Regions from separate parts of the Homo sapiens genome. Here region 2 is linked to region 1. The links are chromatin loops, found by intact Hi-C in ENCODE. Cell type or tissue: PC-3. All regions are shown on one strand.

What was found. Hi-C counts contacts between places; a loop is a spot of excess contacts. Peaks named below come from ENCODE experiments on the same cell type or tissue, not always from the same donor. Only the 100,000 strongest peaks of a DNase experiment are listed, where the experiment ranks them.
Region 2: it touches region 1 in a loop (4-fold over the local background); 11 of 110 quality-filtered maps call a loop at or near these places.

The regions. Positions count from the first base shown.
Region 1 is chr5:33,192,222-33,200,221 of GRCh38, forward strand. No RefSeq gene overlaps it. Among named protein-coding and RNA genes, the nearest start is that of LINC02160, 34 kb to the right of the region's middle. In PC-3, no CTCF peak of the experiment used is centred here; a DNase peak (open chromatin) is centred at 3,590; H3K4me3 peaks cover 564 bases; H3K27ac peaks cover 892 bases.
Region 2 is chr5:33,407,725-33,415,724 of GRCh38, forward strand. It overlaps TARS1-DT (TARS1 divergent transcript), which reads right to left. Exons shown (of 3, transcript XR_001742630.2): 3 at 198-3,321. Among named protein-coding and RNA genes, the nearest start is that of TARS1-DT, 29 kb to the right of the region's middle. In PC-3, no CTCF peak of the experiment used is centred here; no DNase peak of the experiment used is centred here.

The DNA.
Region 1 (8,000 bases):
GAATATGCAGTGTTTGGTTTTTTGTCCTTGCGATAGTTTGCTGAGAATGATGGTTTCCAGCTTCATCTATGTCCCTACAAAGGACATGAACTCATCATTTTTTATGGCTGCATAGTATTCCATGGTGTATATGTGCCACATTTTCTTAGTCCAGTCTATCATTGTGGGACATTTGGGTTGGTTCCAAGTCTTTGCTATTGTGAATAGTGCCACAATAAACATACGTGTGCATGTGTCTTTATAGCAGCATGATTTATAATCCTTTGGGTATATACCCAGTAATGGGATGGCTGGGTCAAATGGTATTTCTAGTTCTATATCCCTGAGGAATCGCCACACCAACTTCCACAATGGTTGAACTATTTACAGTCCCACAAACAGTGTAAAAGTGTTCCTATTTCTCCACATCCTCTCCAGCACCTGTTGTTTCTTGACTTTTTAATGATCGCCATTCAAAAACAAATATTTAAAGAATGATATGTCTATCTCTGTCCTCACTAATATTTAACCTCTATCCTATCACTTGAAAGCAAGAACAATGAGAAAGAGAAACAAAAGATAAATGAGAACTGATGAACAGAGAACATTCCTGATTCCTAAGAAGCAAGTAAGAGTGCAGTGTACGCCAAAAGCTTGTCTTAATGTAAAACTAAATTGTTTAACCCTGCTCCCTTGAACTAATGACTGAGAAAATCAAGTCTGTCATGATGTATGACAAGACATGGTCTTCAGGACAACATCTGCTTTTGGCCTTCACTCATACCTCATTGACACTAGGGTACTGAAAACTAGGGCTAATACTGATCATTGCCATGGACAGTAGGATAATCTTAACAAACACCATTTCAGAGACTGGCAATTTCTAAAACTCCTTTGTAACTATATTAAATGTTTGAATTTTCTGTCCTTTCTCTTTTCCAGGGGAGACATATATAATTCATAAAATAGCTACTGGAGGTATTAGAACAAATATGATGAAAATTGAGTATTCTGGAATACACTAAACAGGTAATCAGATCTTGAATAATCAAAAGTTGATTTTTAAAACCACGCCCCTTGTTTCTCTTAAATCTGTTGTTAAATTCTATAACCCCTTAAAGAATCTTTAAACATGGAACTACATATTGAACAAAATCATGTATTCCCTTAAAGTGATGCATTTATTATGTGAAATCCTCTCTATATATTTTCTCTTGATAATTTCAGTGATAGATTATCATTTTAATTCTAATTTTCTCAGATATTAAATAAAGCTTCAATCAACAAGATTGAATCTATAATACATTCATATTTATTCATCTATACCTGTATTTGAATAACATATTTTGTTTGAACATTTTCAACAAATTTGGAGGGTATATCTGGAGTACTGCTAAATAGCCTACTCAAAATTTACTGAGACAGAGAGAGCTGGTGCTCATAATTATCCATATTCTTCTCTTATTCCTGGGTATAAGGCTAGAATACATTTTCCAGTCTCCATTGCAGTTAGGTGTAACCAGATGACTGAGTTTAGTTCAATGGAATGTGAAGAAAAGAGATGTGCACAGTTCCAGGCCCAGCTTATAAAATTGTATCTCATGTAATTCCCTAATCCTGAATGAAGAGGACTCCAAGAAATGAGAAACAGATAAAGCTACACAAATGGAAGGAACTTGGCTTCTGGAAGGCATGGAACAAGGACCTCGCAGACTGCAAGGATGTATATAAGCAATAAATAAGATTTTATTGTGATATACTACTGTGGTTTTAGAGATTGTTAAATGGACAAGAATTACTAGAACTGACTAACACAGGTTTGGCTATTTTTTTTTCTTTTGTAAGGAGTAGAGTAGCACATAATTATAAAGATTTCAATGAATTATGTTGAGAAACTTTTATTATTTGAATTCTGGTCTAATTTAATAAATCTGGGTCCCAAATACTCATTAATTCCTCATGATCTGAATGCCACTCCAAGGATACACAATCTTAGTGTCATATCAGCAAGAGCTGGGAAGGTGAGAGAGGAGAGGAAAGAGTCTAAAAATCTCTCTATAGGGAATTCTTATTTGAAAGCCAGTCTAAAAACAAAGGTTTTTTTTATTTGTTTGTTTGTTTGTTTTTGAGCCAGTTGTAGCAATGTCCTATGTGAGGAACACTTGGGGGCCCACTGAGAGAGGTACAATGTCAAAGGAAAAACAAGGTGAAGAATCAATGTGAAAGAAATTTCAACAACCAAAGAGATAGTAATTTTTAAACAGCTATATCCAACGTGTTATATATGCTGTGATTGCCTTCGCAGAGGTCACTGAAACCAAAGTCCAGCTCAGGGGACATTTGATTGCTGATTCAAAAGGATGCATCATAAGATTAAGATGTTATGTACAAATCAAGAAATGGTTCCAAAACAAGAAATTAAGTATGCTGAGAAATTCAGTATCTGTTGACTATCTGAGATTTTTCAATCAATCCCTAAAACAGAATGGTGAACATAAGGTTGTAACCAATTCCACTGCTAAATCATTTCAGAATTGTTAAAAATTCCTGTTAATGTGGAAAACTCTAGTACTTAAATATTTAAAAGTATTGTGCGGTTGTCTAAATCTCTTCACAGATCTCTAAGAACTTGTTTTATGAATCTGGGTGCCTCAGTATTGGGTGCCTACATATTTAGGATAGTTAGCTCTTCTTTAGGATTGAATCCTTTATCATTATGCAATGTCTTTCTTTGTCCTTTCTGATCACTCTTGTTTTAAAGTCTTTTTTATCTAATACAAAAATAGCAACTCTTGCTCTTTTTTGTTTTCTGTTTGCATGATAGATCTTTCTCCATCCCTTTACTTTGAGTCTATAGGTGTAGTTACTGGTGAGATGGGTCTCTTGAAGACAGCAGACAATTGGGTCATGGTTCTTTATCCAGCTTGTACCTAGCCTTTTAAGTGGGGCATTTAGCCCATTCACATTCAAGGCCAATATTGATATGTTAGGATTTGATTCTGTCATCATGTTGTTAGCTGGTTATTATGTAGACTTGATTGTGCAGTTACTTTATATTGACAATGGGCTATGTATTCAAGTGTTTTTTGGTGGCAAGTACTGTTCTTTTATTTCCATGTTTAGTACTCCCTTTAAGACCGCTTGTAAGGCAAATCTAGCGGTAATATATTCCCTGAGCATTTGCTTATCTGAAAGGAATTTAATTTTCCTTTGCTTATGAAGCATTGGTGAGATATGAAATTCTTGGTTGGAATTTCTTTTCTTTAAGAATGCTGAAAATAGGCCCCCAATCTCTTCTGACTTGTAAGGTTTCTGAAGATCTGATGTTAGCCTGATGGAGCTCCCTTTGTAAGCGACCTGCCTCTTCCATCTAGCTGCCTTTAACATTTTTCTTTCACAATAACCTTGAAGAATCTGATGACTATACATCTTGGGGATGGTTGTCTTGTATAGTATCACACAGGGGATCTCTGAATTTCTTGAATTTGTATGTTGACCTCTCTAGCAAATTGGGAAAATTTTCATGAACTATATTCTCAAATATGTTTTCCAAGTTGTTTGCTCTTTCTCCTCTTTCAGGAATGGCAATGAGTCACAGATTTGGTCTCTTTATACAATCCCATATTGCTTGGAGGTTTTGTTCATTTCTTTACATTCTTTTCATTTTTGTTTGCCTGTATTGTTTTGAAGGAGCGGTCTTCAAGCTCTCAGATTCTTTCCTCTGCTTGGTCTACTCTGTTGTTTTTGCTTCCAATTGTACTTTGAAACTCCTGTAGTAAATTCCTCATCTTTGAAATTTCAGTTTGCTTCATTCTTAAAATGGTTATGTCATCTTTTAACTCTTGGATCGTTTTACTGTTTTGCTTGGATTGGGTTTCAACTTGTTTTATGTCTTGATGAACTTCCTTGCCATCCAATTCTGAATTCTATGTCTAACATTTCAGACATTAACCTGAAATTGTGACACTGTGTTTTCCATGGAGTATAATAAAGGAAAAACTCCTATTCCTGAATGACTCTGAATCCCTAGAACTATTCCCCTTTGCCTCCATAGATTGTCAGTTCCCAGTGAACATCTGTTCCATATCCTTTCATAAAAAGGATATGGAAATACAGATGTTGTTTTGCAATTAAGCTGCTTCTTGTTTATATAGCAAAGATTCACACAAGGTGCTCCAGATAATATAGTGATAATGTGGCATATAAAGTTTTGTTAAAACTTTTTAAATTATTGCAATTATAGAAAAATTTAACAATGTTAATGCCACATTTCATTAATTCTAAAATACACATTTTTCTATATTTTAACATTTCTGAACTTAAGACTTGTCTTAAATAGGTGGCATCTTATATTCTCTATTATCCAGGGAGCAGTCATGTTGGGGCTGTCACTGAAGGAGTGAACTAGGTTTATATTCTTGCACATGACCAGACAGTTGCAATGCCTTGATCTTAATTAATGTCTACAACTTTATAATTTGAGGAAGGAATATCAAGATTGGTTATTGTCAAAAAAAAAAAACCTTTCACTGAAATATTCTAGAAGACAGGAAAATGCCAGTTTCAAAACTGGCAGATTGGATGAGTATTAGTGACTTGAAAGAAAATACTACAGATAATACTGGATTAATATTTTAGGAACAGCTATAGCACTAATGTTCTTGATGATAGAAGAGATAATATGTATGAAAAACAGATACTGACAATTTGAGTTTAAAAGTGATTCAGAAGAATTGAACTCTGAATGCAAAGATGTTTGACAAGTATAATAAATGCATTCTGTTTAAATTTTCTTTTTGCTTGAGTGCTCAGAAGTAATTATTTAAAAATCCACATATAAATGAGTCTAAAATAATTCTTTTGGCAAGTATAAAATAAAAATCTGAAGCAATAAGAAAGTATTATGTTACAGTTTAATTAGATTTTTTTTGGTAGTACATGAGGTATATCTCTGGGTGTTGTTTTTTTTTTTTTTTTGACTGAGTCTCACTCTGTTGCCTAAGCTGGAGTGCAGTGGCGTGATCTCAGCTCACTGCAACCTCCATCTCCCCAGTTCAAGTGATTTTCCTGCCTCAGCCTCCTGAACAGCTGGGACTACAGATGTGCACCACCATGTCCAGCTAATTTTTGAATTTTTGTAGAGGCAGGGTTTTACCATGTTGGTCAGGCTAGTCTCAAACTCCTGACCTCGTGATCCGCCTGCCTTGGCCTCCCAAAGTGCTGGGATTACAGGCATGAGCCACCGCATCCAGCCAGGTATATCTTTTAATAGAAAGAATTTTAGATTCAATAGAATCTGAAAACAAAGTTACTCCTTCAATATAGTAGAGAATGTTAGCTCCTTGACTAGTAAATTTTTATTACAATTTTCTAGGAATTTTAAAATTTATATTTAACTTATATATACATAATGGGACTGTTACATAATGAGATTGAACAATTCTAAAACTGATTTAGTTACTTTGTAGTCATAATGAATCTCTATTTGTATTGACTCATTTTATTTAAGTAAAAATAATTCATAGAAGAGTGGACAAAATACCTTCTTGTTTTATTTAACACAAAAATTTAAATCAGTTACATATTTTTGCTTGTGTATATGTCGTGTGTATAGTCATAAGACAAGCAAATATTCAACAGTATAACACTTGTGTGGTGAGCATTGAAATAGCAAGAGTTCTAACCTCACAAAATCAGCTGGGCATGGTGCTCACAGCTAGAATCCCAGCACTTTGGGAGGTCGAGGTGGGTAAATCACCTGAAGTCAGGAGTTTGAGACTAGCCTGGCCAACATGGTGAAACCTCATCTCTACCAAAAATACAAAGATTAGCCGAGCATGGTGGCACACAGCTGTAATCCCAGCTACTCGGGAGGCTGAGTGAGGCAGAAGAATTGCTTGAACCTAGGAGGTGGAAGTTGCAGTGAGCTGAGATCGCACTACTACACTCCAGCCTGGGCAAGACAGTGAGACTCTGTCTCAAAAAAAAAAAAAAAAAAATCATTTGCAAAATGGTACTTATTTCCCTGGTTGCATTTAAAATGGCAAAATTTAACACTCATTCAAATCACTGTTTAAATACAACCCAATCATAAATGTAATAGATAATTGATGACCTATATTATTACCATATGCCAAAAAAGTTGAGAAAGCACTTATTAGTATTATTATATTATATATTGACAAACCATGATTGTATATATTTATGGGGTACAAAGTGAGGCTATTATTTTTAATGCAATATGAAATAATTAAATCAAGCTAATTAACCTATCCATCACCTGGAATATTTGGCATTTTTTTGTCATAAGATTGAGATCTACTCTCAAGATATTGAAATGTACAGTAATCAATTATTAGCTATATTTACCATTATGTGCAATAGATCTAAAAAATCATAATCATTCTTTTTATCTAATTGTGGCTTTTTACCCTTTGATTATCATCCCCATTCCTCCCACCTCCCAGCCTCTGGTAACCAGCATTCTATTGTTTTGAGGAAGCACTTCTTAAAACAATAACATAGAAAATATTTCCTCTTTAGTGGCAAAAATTTGAGATTTTTCACATTAGAAATTATCAGTATATAGAATAAGTTCATAGAAAAGCATTTTAATAAATTTAGAATATTTATAAAATAATCCGATGAATAGGGTACATGTGTTAGAGTCACTACTGGGCAGTTTAAAAACTGTTTGCTTGTTTTACAAAATCAACTAGAATGAGGTGGGAAGTTATGCTTATCACCAAGGGGAAGAGCTATCTAAGATTAGAAGTCATGTTTGCCTTGGAAAAAATGTCAAGCTGCCATTATACGCTGACTAAAATGAAATATTTTGTCTACGTGGTATTTTTCTATGTTTTGTATGAAAATAAACACAGCAGCTCTGAGAAATAATTACACAATTATTCTGTAGTCTTTGATTTACACTAAGTAGTTAATAAAACTAGTCTTGAAATGTCTTTACTGTCAGTGGTGTAGTTCTCCGATTTTAATCTTTCTGCTAAATGTTTTATGTTATTTCTCATTCCAGTTCATGATGTTATCACTATTTCTGATAAAGGTTTCCTCAGACTAAGGAAATCAGGTCAACTCATTTATGCTATCCATAAATGCATTGGATCTGGGCATCTATTTGATCAAATAAAAACAACCAAAGTAGTTGAAATTCTGAACTGAGTCAAGGTTGAAGCCACACACTATCAGGTTTTTGTTGTGGTGGTCCATAATTCCAATATTTCCATGTCTTTCTTCAGTGGGAGATAATACATCTAAAAACTGTTGAGAAAAATGTTTTTCTTCTACTCACAGAATAATACATTTAAACACACAGACATATTTAAAGCTGATTTAAAAAACATTTTAATAAACAGCTTTTTAATTGTATCTTTGCACAGGTCAATAAACAGATAAACACAGACAAATATTGCCTTACAATTATGTGTATGGCTCAATCTTAGCTTTTTTTCTGTTTTCCAAATATGACTGCCCTCCTACCTATCATTTCACTTAAAGTGATATAAAAAAGGGTCCAGGATAAGAAGAAAGCTCAAATGATTTCAGTTATTGGATGAGAACAAAAATAAAATTACTATCGAAAAACATCTATAGAGAACATATCATCCCTTGAAGTGACTAAGAAAAAGTCATGAAGAGAAAATTATCTATTGAAATCTCATGTTAAATAATCAGTAATTACTAAATATAGACTAGTCTCCTTACAGATACTCTTAAGAGCTCCAAGAGACTAAGAAACCTCAAAAGGAAAATTGTTACTCTAATTAATTTGTTCAGGATACATTCCTTCTTAATGTAACTTGGCTACTTCTGTCTTACCACATTATAACATATAACATTTACAGAAAGCAAAGCACAGAGTAAATTCAGGGTCATTGCGTAAATTACAACCTTGCTGAATGCCCCTTCAATGAAATGGGTTGAGGGGAGAAAATGCTAATGGTTTTAAACAGTAGGCTTCTCTTCAAGATAACTCAAATTCCAATTAATAAATCATTTATATG
Region 2 (8,000 bases), 220 kb after region 1:
CACCCAACAACAGCAGAATACACAGTCTTTATAACTACGCATACACTAGTTAGCAAGACAGACTGTATTTTTGTCCTTAAAATAATCTCAATAAATTTGAAAATATTAAATTCATACAAATTACGTTCTCTAGCTGCAATGTAATTTACTTAGAAATCAGTAACAGAAAGGTGTATGGAAATTTTCCAAACATTGTATTGCTTCATTTTGCTTATCTTTATTTTCTAAGTGTCTGATAATAAATGTGCATTTCCTTTCAAGTAAGAGAAAAAACAACAAAAGTTACTATTATTTAAAATATATACCTTGCCTTTAAGAGGCTTACAGTCTAGTTGGAGAAAGAGATGTCTAAATAACATAATACCTGGTGGAAAGGACTAAGCACTCTTGAGGAATGAGGGAGAATTGGTTGGGTCAAGTGTAGTTTCACACCAAAACTGAAACCACTACTCTCTCCAACATCCGGACCATCATCACATTGTTCTATCTGAACAACTGGGCCTACTGTCTTCGCTCATGATGATGTTCTCTCAGGGGATCCTTTATCTCTGACTTCCAACTCCTGCCCCTGGCACCCCAGTGCACCAGACCAGAGTATTGACGTTTGAACCTCAGTTGTGAGCTGAGTTCAAGATCCCTTCCACAAGTGAAGGATGCACCTGAACATTTGCTGCAGTGTCCTTGAACTGCAGGTCAAGGACGATTTCTAGAAGTCCCCTGGAAGTTCCTCTTTTTTTTTTTTTTTTTTTTTTGAGACAGGGTCTTACTGTTACCCAGGCAGGAATGCAGTGGCACTATCACAGTTTACCACAGCCTCAACCTCCCAGACTGAAACTATCCTCCCACCTCAGCCTCCTGAGTAGTTGGGACTATAGGCCTATGCCACCATGCTCAGCTAATTTTATATTATTTGTAGAGATAGGGTCTTACTATGTTACCCAACCTACTCTTGAACTCCTGGGCTCAAGCAATCCTCCCCGTTCAACCTCCTGAAGTGCTGGGATTACAGGCACAAACCACCATGCCAGGCCCCTGGAAATTCCATGCTAGAAGACAACCTGCTAGGAGAGAGAGCATCTCTAAAGCTATTGTATCCCCACTGCCTAGCACACAGTAGTTGCTTAGTAAACATTTGCTAATTGTGTCATGGATATATTGAGAATAAAAGCATGAGCCCAAGATTGTTTTGGTCGACTGGTTATTGCTGGGATATTTATAGACAAAGCCTCTTTCCAGTGTTTTCCACCAAACTTTCCTGTAGTGCTGAGCAGGGCTGAGCAAGCCAAGCAATGAGGAGATTGGTCCAAATTCTTCAACTCTTTCTCAGCATTCTGGATTCACTAAAACCCCAAACACATTTCTATCTGGCAATTTCGTCTTTCATTTTTCAACCCCAGTGAGTTTCCAACAAAATTGAATCTCTGTTGCAAATCTGTTTGTGTTCCACTCCATCCAAATGCCAGAACCATCTATTTCAAGTTAGAAGCCTCCAAAGGCTCATGCCTGAGTAAAGGATAGCTGGGAATCCCAATTTACTCTCAAACAAACTAAAAGTAAAAAAGCTAAGAGTAGATAGAGAATGTATTGCATAATGAAATCCAAACTGTGAGTACTAATTTGTGATGCAGAAAAATGGACACTGATTTAGGACTGAGATGCTGAGCCCAGAATCTGATTTTATTTCTTGATTAATTAAGGTATGTCACTTGGCCTTCTTGGCCTCAGTTTCCCCCCATCTTGTCTAGGGAAGCTGATTCTTTTATGGGAATCAATAAGTTCCCTTCAGCTTTAGTGTTCTGTGATTTTGCAATGCTGCTTTACAGATGCTCAGGGCCCTATCCCTTGGCAAGCTGCCTCCTCTGTCCCTGTCTTGTCTCATTGCTTGTCAGTGTGTGCTAAAACAATAAACGACTGGTTGGTTGCAAGAAAAGTATGCGTTGGATCAAGCAGATGTATCTGCTCTCTGCCCTCTGGAGAGAACATAGAAGGCTTTGATGTTGTCTGAATGGGTTCCACATTTTGACCTAGGGACCCTTCAATTCTAAGTAGGCCCCATTGACAAAATATGAAACAATTATTTACAATTAAAGAAGCATTCCATACCAAACCTGCCACCATCGTTTTATTTTAAAAAGAAAAAAAGCGTAATTCCAAAGATCAAATTTCTAATCCTGAAAATGGAAAAAAAGGAGGGGTGTTGGGGGGATGCCTGGAACCTGGTTTTCATGTACTGTTCAAGTTTAATATGAGGAAATGAGTCGGCTAAGTGAGGCAGCCAGTCTCCATGTTACCATGGAGCTAAATGGATTCTTGGTGTGTATCTGTGACATGAAACACATAGCCCCCATGGCACCCAACAGTCTGCTCATCCTTGGTCTCAAACCCAACCCTTTCTTTGGGCTGGAAGTTTTTGGTGGCCCATGCAAGTGGTTACGTACAGGACGCAGCACAATTTCAGTCACATGAAAATTGTTACCTCCCTTCCTCTTCCCTGAATGTGATTTTAAAATTATCCAGAGGCCTGTCTTCCACATTCACCCAACTTCTATAGAGTAAAACAGCATTTTCTGAAATGTGGTCTGTGGAACTTACATCCTGACAAATAAATAAAGTGATACATTTACTAACACGTTTGAGATGTGCTGCATAATATCTCCTTCTCTTGAAGTTTACTTAGCATATCAAAGGCTCTGAGAAGTTCCATGCACAGTAAATAGTGGTTTTGACACTGGTCAGGAAGAGCAAAGACTACTGGGCCAAAGGAACATTTCATGTCTCTGTATATAGTGTTCATATTTTCTGATCCCAAAGTTCCTCCCCAACATATCTTCCCCCACCAAAATCACCAGTTGGAAATTACCTTTCCTCCTCTGAACTACAAGAACACTTATTTGCATCTTATTTGCATAAACTTTTTAAAAATTATTTTTTGTATTAGATATATACACAGATATGTCTTATCTGTCCCATTTGCCTGTATGCTCCTAGAGAACAGAATCCTTGTTCCTTAGTCTTTATCTATCATAGAAGATTGTACATGAGAGGCTGGGTGCGGTGGCTCACACCTGTAATCCCAATGCTTTCAGAGGCCGAGGTGGGTAGATCACTTGAGGTCAGGAGTTCGAGATCAGCCTGGGCAACATGGCAAAACCCTGTCTCTACAAAAAATACAAAACTTAGCCGAGTATGGTGGTGCGTACCTGTAATCCCAGCTATTTGGGAGGCTGAGGCAGGAAAACTGCTTGAACTTGGGAGGTGGAGGTTGTGGTAAGTCTAGATTCCGCCACTGCACTCTGGCCTCAGTGACACAGTGAGTCTCTGCTAAAAAATAAATAAATAAATAAATAAAAAAGATTGTACATGAGAGCAATCTATACATGTTTAGTTCCTTGACTGAATGATAGACGGATTGAATGGATCAATCAATCTAGGAACTGGCAGCTTTTAAATATCTATACCATCTTTGGCAAATAACAATGAAATCTTCGGCTGGGTGCAGTGGCTCATGCTTGTAATCCTAGCACTTTGGGAGGCCGAGATGGGTGGATCACTTGAGGTCAGGAGTTTAAGACCAGCCTGGCCAATGTGGTGAAACCTCCTCTCTACTAAAAATACAAAAATTAGCTGGGCATAGTGGCATGCGCCTGTAATTTTACCTACTTGGGAGGCTGACACAGGAGAATTGCTTGAACCCAGGCGGTGGAGGTTGCAGTGAGCAGAGATTGTGTCATTGCACTCCAGCATGGGCAACAGAGCAAGACTGTCTCAAAAAAAGAAAAGAAAAAGAAAAAAAATTAAATCTTTAAATAAATTTTAAAAACCCATGCTATACTCAAAGCTGAAGTTTGGAAAGTTAAAATATTAACAGTGACTGTGTAAGCATCATATGTCTCCCCTTTCCTTCTCTCTTCACTCACTAATTCAGTTTCTGAGAAACAGTATATCATCACTCTTTCATCTTCGCATCTGGAAATGTGCTTCAGGTATTCATACAACTTATTTATCATAATTAAACTTGACTTCAGAAGAAAATGTCAATTTCAGAGAGTCCATTAGGGTGGGATTATATTACTGTTTATGAATAACATTTTGTAGGCTCAATGTACAGAAAACTATATAGTGTTATAGGCTCTAATTCTGAAACTTATTGGTTAGAATGGTGATTGTTCTGGTTAATTGAATATTCTAATTATTAAAAAATTACAAAATAAAAGCTCTACATACATTATCAATTTTCAAATAATTTTAGTTCCATAAAATGTACCTAACAGTAATGTTAAGCTGAAAGGATTAGATCAGTTTTGGAGAACATGAGAAACAAGCATTGATCTCTAGAAAACAAATACAAATAAGACAAAAATCTCCACCATCAATAGGCTTATTATATAGTAGAATTTCTCAAGCCTGGTACTATTAATATTTTAAACTACATAATTCTTTGTTGTAGGGTGCAGTCCCATACATTGCAGGATGTTAAACAACATCCCTGGCCCCTACCTTCTAGATGCCAGTGATACTTCCCCAGTAGTGACAATCAAAACAATGTCTGGTCATTGCCACATATGTCTCCTGTGGAATAAAATTGCCCCAGTTGAGAACCTCTGTAATGAAGAAAAAGATACTTAAAATTTTAACAGGAGTTCAGAGTCATCTTCTGACCACGAATTCTAATTTTACAGTTTGATATGATTTGGCTCTGTGTCCCCACCGAAATCTCACCTTGAAATGTAATAATCCTCATGTGCCAAGGGTGGGGCCAGGTGGAGATAATTGATCATAAGGGAGGTTTCCCCCATACTGTTCTCATGATAGTGAGTGAGTTCTCACAAGATCTGATTGTTTTATAATCATCTGTCATTTCCCCTGCTGGTATATTCTCTTTGCCTATTGCCATCCATGTAAGACATGACTTGTTCCTCCTTGTCTTCTGCCATGATTGTGAGGCCTCCCCAGCCTCCCAATTGTGGAACTGTAAGTCCATTAAACCTCTTTTTCTTCCCAGTCTCAGGTATGCTTCTGTCTGCAGTGTAAAAACAGACTAATACACAGTTCCATTGGATGTAGGAAATATAGGAAACCTTGGGCTAATTTTAGAATGAGTCTAAAACATAGCAATAAATGTTTGACGTTATATTTCCTATTCATAGGAGAATAAAAAACTAAAATATTTGCACTTTCTGTGGATCTGAATCAGCCACTAGGTATTCACTTTTTGTGCTCTTCTTTGCACCCAGCTTTCAGTTAGGAATGAAGAAGGTAGAAATCTCAGTTACAGTCCTATGTGCAATTCAAATCTACTTGAGCAGCAGAGGTAATGGAATTAAACTAAAAGCCATCTTAGAGATAACTTACCTACTCCTATATTTTTATATGAAAAAATAAGATCCCCCAAATCGAAAAGGCGATATAACCTAAAAACATTTAGTAAATGGACTTTGAACTAAAACAAAAATATCTTGACTCCCAGGCAATGGCTTTGACCAATAATAAATATTTGCTATCTGCCAAATAATGTGAGACAGACTGTGAGTGCTGGAGGTGTTCAGAGTGAAAGGAAACTTGAGGTGGGTGGGAATAGTTAGAGACAGAAACAAAGAAGAGGAGGGACTGAAGCCAGGCTCTGAAGAGCACAGGCAGCTTCAGGAAAAGGGTCTGGAGGGCCATTCTGGTATCTTTCCCATGGCCCTAATGCCAACTTGGGAATAATATGAGAGGACACAGAGCAGCAGAAAAGTGGCTGATATGAACCAGGAACTAAGTTCATGTTGGGAAAGAAGGAAAAGACGATTTGGGATAGCTTTCAAAATCATTCTGAGGAATCCCAGATGACTTTCTTTTCTGAGTACTGTCCTCACTTTTGCTCTATTCAAAGTGCCCCACTGGCCCAGAGAGGACCCATGGGAGCAGCTTTGCTGAAGGTGAAAGGCATCCCCAAGTCTTCAGTCCATGAAACACATCGACTTTATGGTTCAGATTATGAAACCACACTTCAAAGTCCTAGGAACAGAAAAAATTGTTGTGCTTCTAAAACGGAAACTTTTATCACTTTTCTCCCTTTAGTATTAACCTTGAAAATCAAAATGGACTTGATTCCTTTTGTCTTGCATAAGTTAAATTTTCCTTCTGTATCAAGGGATAAATCTAGCATCAGTAAATAGATTACATAAATCACAAAAAAATGAACGTGACTATATGAGCCAAGAAATTGAATTAATCCAATACCAAAACAAACAAACAAAAATACATTTAAAAACCTAAAACAAAAAAATGTCATCAAAACCTAGAAAAGATCTTGAAACATCTGGTATTATTACTACAACTATTATTTCCAAGGTAAATGAGATAGGGTTATCCTTCTCCCACTTTCTCAGACATTTCTCAAGCAAAACACCTCACTGAGTCATTGGAATGTTTTATCCACTGTTCGCACCTTTTAAAAATATTCAGTGAGCACCAACTATGTAATTTGTTTTTCCTCTTGTAATCAAATTTCACTTGTATGAAAACATTTGGAGAGGAGGAAATACAGACACAAAACTGGAGGAGACAGCATAATGTCTGTTTCAGATATGATTCCCAACCCTATAGACTCAGATCTGAGTCCAGTGCAGAGGGGACTGCAGGCAGAAGCCAAAGAAAATGTTTTCAAAGGAACTCTGTGAGGTGTGGGGGCCTACACAGTGCATTGCTATTTTGAGAGACAAAGCACAGAGCTGGGAAGTGGGGCCTTCACACCTCTTTGTGAAGCATTGGTCCATCCCAGTGAGAACTTTAGGAAGAGCATGAGGACGCTGCACCCTTTGTGGGACAAAAGCATCCCCTGAAAGAGCACGAGCACTTGGGACACTGTGGAAGTATTTTTTAAATTTTTATTTGTTAAGAACCTCAATGTTTGTTTGTTTATTTATTTATTTATTAGAGACAGGGTCTTGCTCTGTCACCCAGGCTGGAGTGCAATGGTACAATCATAGCTCACTGCGGCCTTATAGTCCTGGGCTCAAGCGATCTTTCCGCCTCCACCTCCTGAATAGCTGATATGCAAGGTGCGCGCCACCATGCCCAGCTAATTTTTAAAATATTTTCGGAGAGATGGGATCTCACTCTGTTGTCCAGGCTGGCCTTGAATTCCTGGCCTCAAGTGATCCTCTTGCTTTGGCCTTCCAAAGTGCTGGGATTATAGGCATGGGCAAATGCACCCAGCAGTTAATATGTATCAGTTGCTTTCTGTGCCAGCCATTCTTCTAGATGCTAAGGGATACAGCAATGAACAACAAACAAGGGCAGAAGAAGGCAATAAGGGAAATAAAGAAGTACATGAAAAACTGTTTATGAACTCATCTGGGACATCCCAGGAACTCCCAGAAATAACTAGGGAGTGGAGCTGGCAGGCTGCAATTGGAGGTTGAAGCTGTACAGATAAGAATATAAACCTGTTGGCTGGGTGCGGTGGCTCACGCCTGTAATCCCAGCACTTTGGGAGGCTGAGGCGGGCAGATCACAAGGTCAGGAGTTTGAGACCAGCCTGACCAACATGGTGAAACCCCGTCTCTACTAAAAATACAAAAATTGGCCGGGCGTGGTGCCATGCACCTGTAATCCCAGCTACTCAGGAGGCTGAGGCAGGAGAATTGCTTGAACCTGGGAAGCAGAGGTTGTAGTAAGCCAAGATCATTCCATTGCACTCCAGCCTGGGCAACAGAACAAGACTCTGTCTCAAAAAAAAAAAAAAAAAAAAAAAAAAAAAAAAAAAAAACAGAAAAGAAGAAAAAAAGAATATAAACCAGTTAAATTCTGCTTAAAATTCTTACTATGACCCCATTGATATATGCACACTGATTTATGCCTGCATGGATAAGGGCTGGAAGGAAATATATTAAATGGTAACAGTGATTATTTATGGACAGTTGAATTATGAATGATATGTTAAAATAATTTCATATAAAATCTATTTCCAAATGTCCTAGAGTGAATAGTCTTCCTTTATCCTCACAAGATACATT